Linked DNA regions of Mus musculus: region 2 is linked to region 1. The links are chromatin contacts, found by Hi-C or POLR2A ChIA-PET in ENCODE. All regions are on one chromosome and are shown on one strand. The core of a region is the stretch at or near the end of the contact, and the rest is flanking DNA. Distances in the headings are between cores, read along the strand shown. Region 1 holds the start of Ugcg (UDP-glucose ceramide glucosyltransferase). Region 2 holds the start of Hsdl2 (hydroxysteroid dehydrogenase like 2).

Region 1 (2,969 bases), core at 178-2,677:
TCTTTCCCACTGATTTTTCACCAGTAGAACAAAGGACACTGCAAACCTTAAGGATTTTTTTTTTTTCCTTTTTCTTTTTTCGAGACAGAGTTTCTCTGTGTAGCCCTGGCTGTCCTGGAACTCTGTAGACCAGGCTGGCCTCGAACTCAGAAATCTGCCTGTCTCTGCTTCCCAAGTGCTGGGATTAAAGGTGTATGTCACCACTGCCCGTCATTTTTGGATTATTTTTTAAAAGTAACTTGAATAATAAACAGTTTAAACACAGAACAATTGTAAACAATATAGATGTATCCAGGCTGAAGAAACAAATGGAAACATTTACTACTAGCTTCTCCCAGTTGCGACTTAAAGTTAGAATACTCTTGTTTTTCCACCACAGGGATTCATTGAATTTGCCCAGCCTGGCCTGGAACCTGTGTGTTCAAGTTCAGGTAATTCTCCTGCTTCAGTCCCAGAAGTAACTGGGCTACATACAGGCTTCTCACACAGCCTAGCCTTCATTTCCCCATTTTCAGTATCGTGCACATGCATAATTAAACGTTTTAGTAATAGCAACATTTAACAGCTTTTTAAAAATGGAGTAACGTAATTTAACCCAGTATGACTAAAATCTATCATCCCAGCAAATAATACAAGATTTATGAATGAGATGGTTTGTCAGCGGTGTACTGGCAACACTTAACAGCCTAGCACTGCTCGAACTAGCTACATTTCCATAACTCTCTTGGCTACATCTTAGCCAAATTACACTCAGCTGCCCTAGAGAACGCACAATCTTGCGCGAATTCAGCATCAAGCGATTCTTCCAATTCTGAGTTTGGGGATTCCTTAAATAACACAGTCTCTTGGCTCCTCCGGATTTGGCCAAGATAAAGTGTAGAGGCGGCGCGTGCTGCTTAGAGACAGTGCAGGGGGGGGGGGGACCGCGGGCGCGGGCGGCGGCAGCGGTTGGTAGCTGCCGGGCGGCGAGCACGCGGGGGCAGCTCCACCCGTGGGCGCGCGGGCCGGCACCGAGGCGCGAGGGCGCCGCCCCGGGGGCGGGGGCACGGGCACCGGGCTCCAGAGGGCGGGGCAGGGCGGACCGCATCGTGCCGGGATTCGGACGCCGGCAGAGAGCACGGACCAGAACGCAGAGCCGCGGCGAGCGAAAGGGACGACGGCGACGGCGGCGGCGGCGGCGGCGGCGGCGGCGGCGGCAGCGGCAGCCCAAGGGTCTGGACCACGGGAGCCCGAGCGCGCGGCAACGGCCGCCTAGAGCGCGCAGCGCGGTCAGCCTGCGCTCGCAGCACACCAGCGCGCGCACGCTAAGGGGTGCGCGGTGCCGAGCGCGCGCCGAGTGGCCGGGGGCGCGCAGGCCCTGCCCGCCCCTTCCGTCCTCACGCCCGCCGCCCCGCCGGCCCTTCCTCTCCCACCTTCCACTCGCGGCCCGCGCCCCGCACCCGGCGGCCCCCGCGTCCTCCTCCCGCGGCAGCGCTGTCCGCGGCGGCCGGAGCGGGCCGGGCCGGGCCAGCGGGCCGGGGGATGGCGCTGCTGGACCTGGCCCAGGAGGGAATGGCCTTGTTCGGCTTCGTGCTCTTCGTGGTGCTGTGGCTGATGCATTTCATGTCCATCATCTACACGTGAGTTGGAGGGTCGGGGCCTCGGGGACGAGCTGGACTGGCAGGCGTGTGTGCGGTGGAGGGTAGCGTTTTGCGGGGATAGAGAAAGCTGATCCCCAAACGGCCCCCTAAATCGGTCTCCTTGGGGCGGTGCGACGCGGGGTCCTGGAAAGGGAATCGCGCTGGAGTCGCGACCCGACTCCTGGGTTGCAGGCGACTACCGAGCTCTAGGAGAGGAGCCTGCTTCTCTGTCTGGTGGAGGGTTGTCTACTTGGTTTGATTGTGTAGGAGATTCGTGTGATTTTTCTTCCCATCTGGGCGAGGATGTATGGTGTATTGTGAGGTTTTCCGCTCCCTCCGCGCCGGCCACGTCTCTATTATGGAGATGGTCCTTTACACTCTTCCGGGAGCTGATCACCACCACCCCAGGCTTCCCAGTGGATTACCTCCTTCCTAGAAGAGCTATGTGTTTAGCTAGGTGTGTAGCACCTGCCCGCCTTGAAGAAGGTCCGTCTCCGAGCCAGTGTTATAAAGCATCGAGTCCTGTCAGCGTGGCATTTCAGTATCATGTCTTTATTTATCTTTTTTCCAAGTCTTTATGTATTGGCTTGTTTGGAGTTACATCCTTAATCTGTTTTCCACACACATCTCTTCATTTGGCAGGTACCTCCTAAGGCCTACTAGATACCACCTGGAGTTGGGCTGGGGACATAGGTGAGAAAGCAGGACAAAACTCCTGCCCTCATGAAGCTTACATTCTAGAAGGATGAAACATGATAAAAATCTAAATAAGGTTATTCCCTATAAAGCTCATGACTAAAACAGAACAGAGTGAAGGGGCGGAGAGAGACATGACATAGGTGGCTGAGTTTTGATCCATCAATGAAATGTCTTTAAAATGAAGCCTGTTTAAATGTGTAGAGATGAACTCACTTGGCATTTTAGCCTGAAAGAGGAGGGAGGAAATTTATTTTTATTTATTTATTTATTTATTTTAAACTACCAGATAGGGATAGGCTAGAATAGGCTGTATGTTAATGAAAAACAGGGAAGGACGTTAGGCAGTTACTTTTTTTTTCCACTATAGAAAACATGTGCTTTTCTCCGATTGGTGTGCCATTTCCTGACGCCGAGAAAGACAACACCTGTATAAGATAAGCAGACAGGGTTTTGTGGGGTTTTTTTTGAAAGTGAAAGAAAACATACCCCGTTTGGAATTTAGAAATGTAAGCAGTATTCATTTTAACTACATGGGCTCTTTAAAAAGCAATAGTTATTTTATCAGGAATTTAGACAGTACAGAAAGGAATAAAGAAGATAGTTATAACATACTAAAACGTTACCTTGTTAACCATTTTTGCCTACCTTCCC
Region 2 (2,969 bases), core at 338-2,837, 390 kb after region 1:
GGTACTAATATTTGTTGAATAAGTACACTCTTCTAGAATCATCAATAATCATTATTATAGGTTACAAACTCACGTGTCAATAGCTAATGGTCAAGGTGATAAAAGGGTAAACAGCCACAGTTTAATAATACGTTTTTATTTGAATATTTAATTAGGGCTAGAGAGATGGTTCCCTGGTTAAGAGTGTTGTGCCCAGATTGTAAAAATCCCAAGGAGAGGACCAGGAATCATACCCCACTGTAATCGCATGAGGGTCTTTATTTAAGCTCGAGCTTGGGCCACCAACCTTCCTGACAGAACAGGAAAGAGTGAACCCCCAGGCCTAAGTAAAGGGGGTTTATAAAGAAAAAAACCCGCAAGCGGGTTTTTGTGTTGGCAATATAGGAGAGGGTAAAGGAATGCTGTCCTTTAAACCTGATAACATTTGTTCAGACAGCAGGGCAGAACCGTGTAGCTGAAAAGGTACCTTTCTGACCTGGGAAGAGTAACTTGTGCTATCAGAACCGCTTCTGATATGTTTACAACCGGCCACAGCTGTCTGGGAACGTTTGTCTCTTTTTCATAGTCTAAGAGTGGGCTATTATCATTTCAAGGGTATTGGCTTCGGTTTCCTTCAACAGCAAGGAGCCATCTGCACTGTGAGAAATGTTGGTTGTTAATCAAAAGGGGTCGAGTTTAAGTGACGTGGAGGCTAGGGTATGCTGCTTTTCTTTTGTTCTCAAGGCTGGCATTTGCCTTTCCCCACCCCCCGCGGGGGTGGGGGTATCGTCAGGGAGAGGGAGGGAGTAATAACTGCTCTAGCTGCGCAGGGTCAGGAGAGTGTAGGATTTGATGTGCAGGTTTCTCTTGTCTGAGCACTGGCTGCTCTTCCAAAAGATCCAGCAAGTTTGACAATTAGGAGAGTATATACCTACCTGTCTTAAGTTGTTTTCTGAACTAAGCTTTAGATAACAACCTCGTTAGCATCTTTTTCTCCCGCTACAAAATACAAAACAATTTCATTTCCTGGGTAGCTCAGTTAGGTATAACTCCAAGAACGAAACTGAATCCCAGACTCGACCTCATTCCGGCATTCATTCCAGGACTGAGGATTCCTTCTCCAACCTTGATTTCTGTGGCCCGGATCATACGATGAACGCTTGCGGGAGACCTTTGCAAAGATCTCTTCCAGAAACTCCTGTCTCCAGACACTGGAGGTCAGGCTAAATTTAGATTCAGTGGCAGCGAAAATGAGAGTGACCGGCTTCTGCAAAAAGCATTTTTCAGATGTCTACAAGTGTTCTTCGGAGAGAGCGCCTTGGCTCGGGGACAGACAGGGGAAAACGACGCCCAGCACCCTCAAGTCAGTCCCCGGAGCGCCCCTCAATCCGCCATCTGGCTGGCTGGGAGCCGTCGATGCGCCGAACCTAGGCTGAGGAGGAAAAGCCTACGTAGTAATGATGCTCTAGACACGCCAGTGGCCCACAGGAGAAACTGATTGTCACCTACAGACTCGGGAAAGGGGCGGGGCGGAGGTGTACTCCAAAGCGCCTGCGCAGAGCGTTGGTTTCCTGGGTGTCGTTTGTAGAACTGCGGGAAGAACCGCCCAGTGCCCGGTGTGCGCAGGCGCACACCGTCTTGTAAGCTCTCGGTCTTGTAGGATCTCGGTCTTGTAGGAGGGCCGGTCCCCGAGCGGGTCTCGGGGCGGGGCCCGGGGCGCGGCTAAATGCGGAGAGAAAGTTCGCCTGTCACTCACAGCTCGCTGCTGTTCCACTGCCACCAAGTTCTCTGAACTGCGAAGGTCATGCTGCCCAACACTGGGTAAGAGGACGGGGGTGGGATGGGGTCAGGGGCCAGTCGGCAGGTCGCCGGCGCAACCCAGAGCCGCGCGCTCTGGAACACCGGTTCGCGGAAAGATAGAGTCGCTGGGACCTGCGCATGCACGAGAACCCAAAGTTCTGTACTACTGAGACTCAAAAGTTGTACACTGCAAGGGGCAGTGGTGTCAGATACTCCACGGGGAAAGGTCGCGAGCGTAGGTGTCCCCGACGACCCGTTGTAGCCCCATCTCGCCTTTAGCTTGGCCTGGTGACAATGTTGCTTTCATCTTCTAGGCGAAAGGTCGCTTGAGACAGTGACTTCAGATTTTCTGTTTGTATGCTTGATTGTAGAATAATAGAAGAATGGTGTTTTGAAAATGGTTTTCAAGTTAGTAGCGAGTTAAAATGTTACAATACGAACATTTCTGGTAAGGGGTTTATTTATTTATTTTACTTAAAAATGAAGTATATTTATCCCAGCCTAGCCAGGTGCGGTGGCGCCTGCTTTTAATGCCAGCACTCAGAAGCAGGGTCAGAAGATCTATTGATTCGAGGCTGTTCTGGTCTACATAGTGAGTGTGCTAGGCTCACTCTGTCAGCAAACGCTACAGAGTTAGAACCTTGTCTACACCCCCTCCCCCAAGCCCACTTATATAGAGACACAATTGTGCAGCCAGTCACCAGGACTTTACAAAATCAAAACAAATACCCATTAAACAATGTTCTTCCCGATTCTTCTTGCCCTTGGTTCCTGCTGAACTCAGGTAGGTCCACTATGTTCTATAAAGTTTATCTTAAGCAGAGTGACAAGTTAAGCCCATTCTGTAATTAGTTTGACACATATAGACAGCTAAAAGACTTAAATAGTTCAAAAGGGTATAAGTCTCTTTAAAACTCCAGTTTCTTTCTGTTTGTATTTTTTGTACTTATCAACATATTTTGTATACCTTACAGGGATACCTTCTTTTTAGAAAATAGTAGCAAACTCCATTTTGGGCTTGCTGTTTTTACCTGACATGTCTTGGCACATACTTAGGTTTCCAGTACACACAGCTTGTCTTTGTCCTCTTGTTTTGTTTGTTGTTGTTGTTTTGAGACAAGGTTTGTCTGTGCCCTAGCTATCCTGGAACTCTCTCTGTAGACCAGGCTGGTCTTGAACTCAGGGAGTTC

The links. A loop is a pair of places that touch in the nucleus more often than their neighbours do. ChIA-PET counts read pairs that join two places held with the same protein, here RNA polymerase II (POLR2A).
Region 2: a map of heart shows a loop between it and region 1 (2.4-fold over the local background). The contact joins the promoter of Hsdl2 here to the promoter of Ugcg in region 1. A Hi-C loop is called at or near these places in 4 of 37 maps with a recorded cell type or tissue (heart, left cerebral cortex and v-Abl transformed pro-B cells). POLR2A ChIA-PET finds 5 or more read pairs at or near these places in 1 of 5 experiments (Patski).

Annotation. Positions count from the first base shown.
Region 1 is chr4:59,188,123-59,191,091 of GRCm38, forward strand. It overlaps Ugcg (UDP-glucose ceramide glucosyltransferase), which reads left to right and starts at 1,428. Exons shown (of 9, transcript NM_011673.3): 1 at 1,428-1,619. The coding sequence starts at 1,522.
Region 2 is chr4:59,579,976-59,582,944 of GRCm38, forward strand. Hsdl2 (hydroxysteroid dehydrogenase like 2) reads left to right here and starts at 1,588. Exons shown (of 11, transcript NM_024255.3): 1 at 1,588-1,800. The coding sequence starts at 1,784.